Linked DNA regions of Mus musculus: region 2 is linked to region 1. A link is a contact called in ENCODE Hi-C or POLR2A ChIA-PET data. All regions are on one chromosome and are shown on one strand. The core of a region is the stretch at or near the end of the contact, and the rest is flanking DNA. Distances in the headings are between cores, read along the strand shown.

Region 1 (4,728 bases), core at 1,737-4,236:
GCACGTTCCAGGCCAGCCAGGGCTCCATAGCAAGACAGACAGACAGACTGACAGAGACAGTGACAGAGAGACAGAGACAGAGATGGCAGGTAGTATTCTGGGGATGCATTTTTATGATAAAGTTGCTTCTCCACATCCAAGGCTCAAAGTATTCAAAGCAAGGGTTGGCAAAATAGCTCAGTGGGTAAAGGAGTTTGTCACCAAGACTGATGGCATGAATTGGATCCCTGAGGCAAACATTCACACATGATGGAAGGAAAAGAAAGATGAAAGAATAAAGTTATCCTCTGACTGTTACATGTGCTCTGGGACACACACACACACACAGACACATACATACACATACTTTTGGTTAAACAAATAAAAATGTGGAGATGGCCCAGCAGTTAAGAGCATGTACCCTCTTGTAGAGGACCTGAGATCAGGTCCCAGCACCCATGTCAGGGGACCCACAACTGCCTGTAACTCCAGTTCTAGAGAATCTGACGCCCTCTTCTGGACCCACTGGGAATCTGCATTCACCTGGGCTTTCCTTATACACAGTACGCTCACAGAAATAATCTAAAATGAACTACTTTAAAATACAATTCTTTTTAAAATTTAAATAGATTCCCGAGCTTATGATGGGGATACAGTTCAGAGGCAGAGCATTTGGTTACCATGTTCACGGCTCTGGGTTCCATCCCCAGCACCACATCAAACAAATGTGGCACCGGACACACACACACAGGCAGACAGGCAGACACACACATCCCTCCAGAGAGGTTTATCGCCAGGCTGCTCAAAGTTCTAATGCATCCTGTTTAAATTTCATACAAAGCTGAAATACTTTCAGTGATCCTCTCTGGCCGAAGGATTGAGAAAGGATGGAGACTGTTCCCATGAGCAGCTACACACTACAAACTGTAAACCCCAGAAAGAATTCCTGTTGGGGGCAGAGAAATCCACACAGTGTCAAAGTAGAAGCAAACCAGGTCTCCCAGATGCATTGTTTCATTACTATCTCATTGCTTTTCTTCCTTCACGGCTTAGTCATTCAATAAACACATTGCCAGAGTATATGAAGGAGTCCTGAGAAATGAAGAATGAGAATTAGTTTTGGGGCCTGCAGAATGGCTCAGTGGGTAAAGGCACTTGGCTGCCAAGAGACCTGGCTGAGTCCAATCCTGGTGACCCACATAGGAGAAAGGGAAGAAAAGACTCCTGGCAAGGTGTCCTCTGACCTTCATACTCCCAGTGGCAAGCACAGTGAGTCTCTCTCTCTCACATATACATACACACTACATATATACACACACAATACACACACATAAAACACATACACACACACAATACATGCATCTACACACACAAACACAGACACAATTTAAAAATAAAAAAGAAGCCAAGCAAAGTGGCTCATATCTTTAATCCCAGCACTGAGAAGCAAGTGGATCTGTGAGTTCAAAACCAGTCAGGCCTACAAAGTGAGTCTCTGTCTTAGGAAAAAAAAAGTCATTTTCATTCTTCATAGTTTTGATAAAAGACAACAAAACTCTACAAAACACAAGGCTAGATGTGCTATAGCACTTGTCCAGCAAAAGCAATGTATTGGGATTTGACCCTCAATACTAGAAAGAAACACACACACACAGACAGAGAGAGAGAGAAGAGAGAGACAGACATGAGAGAGGAGAGAGAGAGAGAGAGAGAGAGAGAACACAATACAACACTCAATCAAGAACACAGAAAAAGCCGGCCAGACACGGTGGCACAGACTCAGCATTCAGGAGGCAGAGGCAGGTGGATCTTTTCGGGTTCAAGGTCAGCCTGGTCTACAGTGAGACCCGGTCTCAATTAAAAAAAAAAAAAAAGACAGAAAATAGGATAAGCTATTCTAATATTAGTTGACAACCCCCACTCAAGGGAACAATAGCATATTGCTTTGCCAAATGGCTGCAAGTAAGCAAACAAAAAAGGCCTCTTCTGGTTTAATGACAGGTTAGCAGTACCCAAACCCCAATGACTCCTCCCTTCCCTTTCTTATAGGCTCCTACTGCAACACCTCCACCACTCCAACCTCCGCGTTTCTCTGGCAGCCGCATACTAGCTCCTTCACAAACAAAGCCCGGACGGCTATCAAGGTCAGCCCCAAAGACAGAGAGCAGAAATTGGAAACAGATCTTCTGTATGGAAAAGGGCAGGGCAGCACTCCCTAATATCAACTCCCCTTCCAGTCCACCCGCACTCCTTATCACGAACCTAGTGTCAGCCGCTCTGGGGGGTTCCGAGCCTCCTTTTCCCTCTCCATCCAGTTTCCTTTTTCTTCCTGCGCCCCCAATGACCTTCAAGCCCCTGAAACAGGTGCTCCCCAAGGGAAAGGGGTTGGATGCAGTGGCCAGGGACAGGTGAGCGGAGTTCCCTGTACACGCAGGGGACTGGAAACTCTATAATCGAGCGGCAGTCTGGGGCAAAGGGTCTGGACACCTAGGAGCAAAGGGGTTTACGCGGCAGTTTCGGGAGCTCCACTCGCGTGAACACAGGGCCTCTAGCGGTGGGCTGTCGGTGGGGAAGGTTTAAGGGAAAACCGGTCCATGGGGTGGGGATGTCACAATGGGGTCTTCCCGGAAACCGCAGTGGGTTGTCGAGCTACAGACATAGCAGGGTCCCTCCAGAAGGCCGCCTGTCCCTGGGCAAACGTTCTTCTCAGAGCCGTTTGAAACAATCCTCCGCAAGGAAGCCATATCAGACCACGCCCTGCCGCCCGAGGCGTAGCCGCCCCAAGGCGCATCCCGGGCCACCCTCGGCTGTCTCGACGCGGCATACCTGACGGAGGCCGCCCCACTGCCAAAGGTGCCAGCGAAGCGCGCGGGGGACAGCCCCAGCTGCTGGGGGTCGAACGAGTCCATGGAGGCTGGCGGCGTAGGACCTGGGGGCCGCGGAGGGTCGCTGGGGCCGGCACCGCTGCGGGCCAGCGGCAGGGCGGAGCGAGGGTGCGCCAAGGGGGCGGGGTCGGCGCGCGCGGGCACGCGGGGGCGGGGCGGGAGCGCGCGCAGCGGGGGCGTCAGTGTGAGTCCGGCCCAGCGCCGCACCGTGCTGCGGAGGAGCCAGACGGACTTGGGGTGCGGGCCGCCAGGCGCAGGCTCCGGGACACCACACCTCCGGGCCCTAAGGTCTCTCAGTGCGGTGAGGGTTCTGCGGGAGCTACAGCCACGCTCGCGGACGCGCCCGGGGCGGGGTCTCGCTCCCGCGAGGGCCGGGCTAGGCTTCTTCTGGTCTGTATTTGGCTTTATCTCTAGGTGTCCTGGACCGCTGCCTGGCTACAGTTATCTGTTTCACATCAGTTGCCTATCCATCCTTGGAACGTTCGGCCCCTTAGCGATGCGGCCTGTTGAGAGCACTGGCATCAGTGTGCTCACAGTATCCCAGGAGACGCCTGCCTTTGCAGTTCAGAGTCTGGATAGAATTGTTTCCAGCTGTGGGTCGGTGGGCCAGAAAAAATCTCAGAGCCCAAGTTCCTTCCTGCATAAAGTGGAGAGTTGCTTACTATATACAAGGTCTACTTTAGCATCACATATCGACCTTGTCAAGATGTCCTACGTGTCCTAAATTCATCTTTTCATGGTAAATTATAACACCACAAGACTAGTTTCCCTGCTACAATGATCAGCCTTTGAATTATTTATAAATAGTACTGGCTGAAAAAAATCCTTCTTCCACTCATAAAGATTTTAACAATCCCCAAGGTATCTCTTGCAGGTTTGAAAAAGAGAAGGAACTAAAATGCTTATTTTTATACTTAAAGGAAAATAAAATTTTGCCTTCAGACCCAACTCGTGAATGTGTAACCATTGTTTAGAGGTAACCAACACAGTATCTGAAAATCAGCCAATCAGAGACAGCCTCTCTTCAGGGGCTTCCAAATCAGCCAGTTATCAACAGCTTCTGAAACCCAGCTAATCATTGACAGCAGCCCAATCAGCAGCGCAATGACCAGGCTTCCGAATGAAAGAGCCTTTCTTAGCTGCTTTGTTCTGTAGACCACTGTTAACAGCCAGGAGACTGTAAATTGCTAAACAGTCAATTTATTGAAACACCTCGAGCTTTTACGCACCCAGTCATTATATACATCTCCAGCTCTGTTAATCAGCTTTGAGAATACATCTTTTCTCTACAAGCAAATGTGATATTCACCTTCTTCCTTCCTCCTCCATTTGGTATGTTTTATGTAGCCTAGGCTGACCTTGAACCCCTGAACTTGAACCCTTGAACTCTTGCTTCAACCTCCTAAATTCTGAGATTACAGGCCTGCATCATCATGTCCAGATGGAAGGCTACTACAATTTGTAGCACAGAACAAAATTGTGTGCCTTTGGTTGCTTGGCCAATGTCGTGGTATGCAGATATCACATCTTTTGTATTCATTTATCAGTTAATGAATATAGAAGCTTTTTTCCACACTTTCTGTGCCTTAGCTTAATGCCAATATGACCAAATACCGAAAGTTTTTGTGTAGACATGTTTTTAATTCTCCTGTATATGTAGTATACTCCTAGAAGTGTACTGCTTGATTATACTGAAAGTCTGTGTTTAATAATTTGAGGCATCTTTTTGTTTTCCAAAAAAGCTGCACCATTTATATTCACATTACCTAGGTGAGAGAGTCCCAATTGTTCCACGCGTTTCCAAACATTTAATATCTATCTTTGGATCGTAGTCATCTTACTGGATATGAGGCTGTAGTTTCCT
Region 2 (4,521 bases), core at 1,440-3,939, 330 kb after region 1:
CGCAGCCCCCAACCCCAAGGCACTGCCACCCAGTCTGTGTGGGGAAGTTACCAAGCCTGGTGAGGTCGAACTCTCAGCTTTACCTGAGCTGCTCTCCCAAGGCTGGGGCACCCTCTCCTCGAACCTTCTGGGGCAAACCTAAGACAAAGCAAGTGGAGAAGTGACCTTGCTGGAGTCCTAGAATGACCCTAAATTGATTAAAGGGACGTGAGGAAAGCTGTTTCTGAGATAAGCGAAACATCATCTTACCCATATCCATGTAGCCACTGCTATCCTGAGGAGCCAGCTCCTGAAAGAACAGATGTGGTCTCCTGTGAGCCTGGGTTCACCTATCTCCAAGAAGCCCTGTTTCCTTTCCACAACCCCATAGGCCAGGTTCTTTTAGATAGACACCTTGTCTTCCTATTTATCACCACAGCAGGGCTCTCCATGTCTGGGGAGCACCCCTGCCCAATACCCCACCCCACCGCCGCGTCCCAATCACCAAGCTCAACAGCCCCACCTGTAAGGAGCCAACACCCAGCTTCTGGCGCCTCTGCCGCTCCTCCAGGCGCTGCCTCAGTGGAATGAGCACTAGCTCCACTACTCCCGGAGAACACTGCGCAATCTTCCGCATCACATCGTCAGGGACCGAGAAGTTCAGCTTGTTCAGCACCTTTCTAGGGGGTGAATATGAGATAGGCGGATTGGGTACCAGGAAAATGCAAAAGAAATGGACATCGTACCAGAGGAAGGGCAGACATCTGAAGTCCTCTCTGCTTGAGTGTTCCAAGTTCTTTGTTTCTATCCAGATAAAGTAATTCCTTGATTTTGTTTCTAAATGGATTTTTCTGTTTCCTCTACACCCCCCTCACCTCACCAGCAGTCCCAGCCTGCCTGTCAAGATCATAAGAGGTGTTGTCATAGTCGTCGTTTAGCATTTTGTATTGCTAGGAACCAACCCAGGTGTGTGTGTGTGTGTGTGTGTGTGTGTGTGTGTGTCTGTGTGTCTGTGTGTCTGAACATTAGGCCAAGCATTCTACTACTAAGCCACATCCCCAGCCAAAGCTACTTCTGCACCCAGGGATTCTACTACCTGTTCAGGTGACCCCAGTTGCTGAGCTTCTGCTGGAGAGAGTTGGCAGGGACATAATTGTGCATCTCCACCATCTTGGGGAAGTAAAACTTGATAAGCTCTGCAACCAGGACTGAGGGGAAAGGGTTGGGGTCAGATACAAAAGGCAGGAGCATAGGATCAAGGGAGAAGGGGTAGAGATACAGAAAAGGGAAGGTTCACAGAAAGGAGACAAAGAAAGTCAGATCAGTGATCTGTTCAAGATCCCTCCATTTCTCAGCATATTCCTCAACCTCAGATCACAGGAAAACTCAGTCTCCAAGAGGGCCCTATAGGCGTCTGCAGCCTTATCCTAGGAATTCACAGGAACACACACACACACACATACACACACACACACGTCTCAGAAGAATCACTGATTAACACAAGCAGAAAGACATCCTTCTACAGGAAGGGAGGTATAGCTTAGTTGGCAGCATGCTCAAATAGCATGGACAAAGCACTGCACTCAACCCCCCAGGGCCATTTAAGCAGCATGGTAGGTCATGCCTGCAAGCCCATCACACAGGATGCAGGAAAATAGTGAGTTCTGGGCTACACAGAAACTATGTGTCTCGAAAATGTCCATCTGCAGATGCATGTAGGGCAGAATGTATAGATGCACACAGCAAATAAATGCCAAGTATGCATGAGAACACACATAGAACACAAATATACAAGTCACATACACACATAGCCTCTTCAATTATACACATAGAAATGAAGGACATTCTGCCTACAGAACTATGCATTTCTTAAATACAGGAGCCTTTCCTGAGAAACAAACACACAACCCCCCAAAAAATCATATACATGCAGGACAGAACATGTCAATACAAAAGAACACAGGCTAGGGATTTAGCCCTGTTGGTAGCAAGCTTGCTTAGCGTTCACAATGCCCTGGGTTTGACTCCCTAGCACCACACTAAAAACAAACAACAGGAGTACTGGCACAGTGCCTATAATCTCAGATTTTGAGAGGCAAACGTAGGAATGTAGTAGAGGTGGGGAGTCAGGAGTTCAAGACTATCTCACAAAACAACAAAAATTACAAGACAGACTGCAGAACACAGGTTCTGTGAGCAAACACAGGTTCACAGACACACAGCTTAGTTCTTAAAGCCCCTGAAGGAAGACACACAGATACACTCCATGCATACAAGATAGAATGGACATACATTCTTCACACATGAATAGAAGAAACATGCAACTGCACGCTTCCACAATCAAAGTCCCAAAATACGGATCCCACGCCGCCCCACTCTATATATACACATAACAACAATAGCATATGCACAAGTCCATTAAACATACATAAAGACAGTATTTTAAAACACACAACAATGCACACCTCCGTCACTGAAGTCCCGGGAGAGGTTTCTCTTGGGTCTGGACAGAGGGATATTGTCTACCCAGAGGTACAGCTGGTGCAGAGCCTCCTCATCCACGCTGCTTTCCATTGGATCCAGAGCAAGGCCTCAACGTTCCCGACAGAGCCCAGCGCCAGCCCCAGGACCTTTCAAATGCCTCCTCTCGCAACTGCGAGCGTTCAGATATACGTTTGGGTCCCTATTCGGCACAGACACAAATCCCTTCTGGGAGCAGCCATATTGTTTTCCGAAACCATAGCAACCGTCGCTACTTGCTTGGAAACAGAGACTTCTGGGAGTTGTAGTTTTTCCATGTTACCTTCCCCTGGGCCCAAGCTCTGAAAGGGCAGTTAGCTGTTCTTAAATCTTCCTTTCTCCCCAAGAAGGCATCTCCTATCTGCCAACACCACCTGCTGAACAATCACTGACCCATTCTGGGCTTTACGAAAATGTACTATGTCCCCAAACCCCTTTCCCTTTCTGTGTCATTTGTCAGCTCTAAAGGAAGCAGCATAGCAGCACCACCACACAAGTCACCATTGGGGTGGGAGGTTGGGGTGGACAGTGCAGAGCTCTGCTAATATGATACACATCGAGATTGTGTGATAAGCTGTTTATTTGGAAATTATTTTCTTATGGGTATGGGTGTTTTACCTGTATTTATATATGTGTACTATGTGTGTGCTGGGTACACTCAAAAGACAGGTGTTGAATCCCCCTGGAAATGGTTTTAGAGATGGTTGTGAGCCACCATGTTGGTGCTAAGAACCAAATCTGGATCCTCTGGAAGCACAGGCAGTATTCTTAGCTACTAACCCATCTCTCCTGCCTCTGAAAGGCTGTTTAATAGTGCTTCTCGACAGCTCCCTCCCCTGAAACTCTGCAGGTCATTGCCATTTCTTCATCCCAGCAATGTGCTCTACTGGAGCCTTTAATATGTAACCCAGACTCCCAGGGAGAACAGATTAAAGCCAGTTTCTTAGGGAAGGTCATTTAATTCCTTAACCCTATTTCCTTTGTAAAATGGAAACAGTTTTCATCTTCTTGTCCCAAAGATGTACTTGGAAAGTAATTTACAAGTATAAGCATCTTGAATTTGTATGGGTTTGGGGGGACTGCACGTCGACTGTACACTGAAGACAAGAGCTTCTACAGACAGGGTCACAGCCCTTGCTTCCCTCTAAAGGCTAGTCTGAACTGGTCTGAACTGGAAATTGATTTCTGCAACCAGGAGGGCTAGGAACACAGGTCCCTCCTTAGGGAAGAAACACAGTACTAAAGGGGTACTTCTAGAGCCTGCCTAAGGAAGGAGAAAGTTTGCTTCCAATAGACTAATGGATGTGGCACTGGGCATATTACTGAAGCTCTCTGCCTGTTTGTCATGGCTTTTGTTACTTCATAAGGGCACCTGAGTGTTTGGCACCTAGCACACAAAAGGGGCCGTATTAGCAACAGCTTGTGTTAAATCATAAGAGTCCAGTAGAAGAGATTCTTGTTGGCAGGAGACAGACCAAAGAGATTTGACTTGGAACTTGGGACAAAGGTCCTGGATTAGCCAGGGGCATCTAGAGAAAAGGCCACTGCTCCCTCCTACTTACTCCAGAGCAAGCCCACAGGGTAGACTAGACTTTTTGGTCCTCTCCTCCAGGCTTCCAACTAGAGGAAGGGGGTGATGTCATATGGAATCTCAACCCCTTTGCTTGACTTTGTGGACTTTGTTTCAAAACTTTCAAGGGGAAGTGTGGCTCGGCCGTGAGACACTTACCAGGATTGCTATAGGCCCTGGTTCCTCCCTACCTTAATATAAATAAAAACAAAATTTGCATTAAAAAATACAAAACAAATTTCCAAGGGAGGTAATCCCCTAGTGTTAGAAATACAAGACTCAACCCTTCTGGCCCCCACCTAAGGCAAACAAGGCACAAAGGGGGACTTAGATATCCCCCACCCCTTTACATTCCACGGTAGGGAGAACTTGGTGGCTGGGCTATGTTGGGTTTGGGGATTTACCAGGGGTAATATGCCAGCAGTAGTCAAGGTGGGAAAACCGGTTTGGTA

The links. A loop is a pair of places that touch in the nucleus more often than their neighbours do. ChIA-PET counts read pairs that join two places held with the same protein, here RNA polymerase II (POLR2A).
Region 2: a loop to region 1 is called in a map of heart, with 2.2 times the contacts of the local background. The contact joins the promoter of Spef1 here to the promoter of 4930402H24Rik in region 1. A Hi-C loop is called at or near these places in 1 of 37 maps with a recorded cell type or tissue (heart). POLR2A ChIA-PET finds 5 or more read pairs at or near these places in 1 of 5 experiments (embryonic stem cell).

Annotation. Positions count from the first base shown.
Region 1 is chr2:130,837,159-130,841,886 of GRCm38, forward strand. 4930402H24Rik (RIKEN cDNA 4930402H24 gene) reads right to left here and starts at 2,987. Exons shown (of 37, transcript NM_029432.2): 1 at 2,806-2,987. The coding sequence starts at 2,888.
Region 2 is chr2:131,172,121-131,176,641 of GRCm38, forward strand. It overlaps Spef1 (sperm flagellar 1), which reads right to left and starts at 2,690. Exons shown (of 7, transcript NM_027641.2): 1 at 2,445-2,690; 2 at 1,076-1,187; 3 at 503-659; 4 at 250-289; 5 at 84-138. The coding sequence starts at 2,553.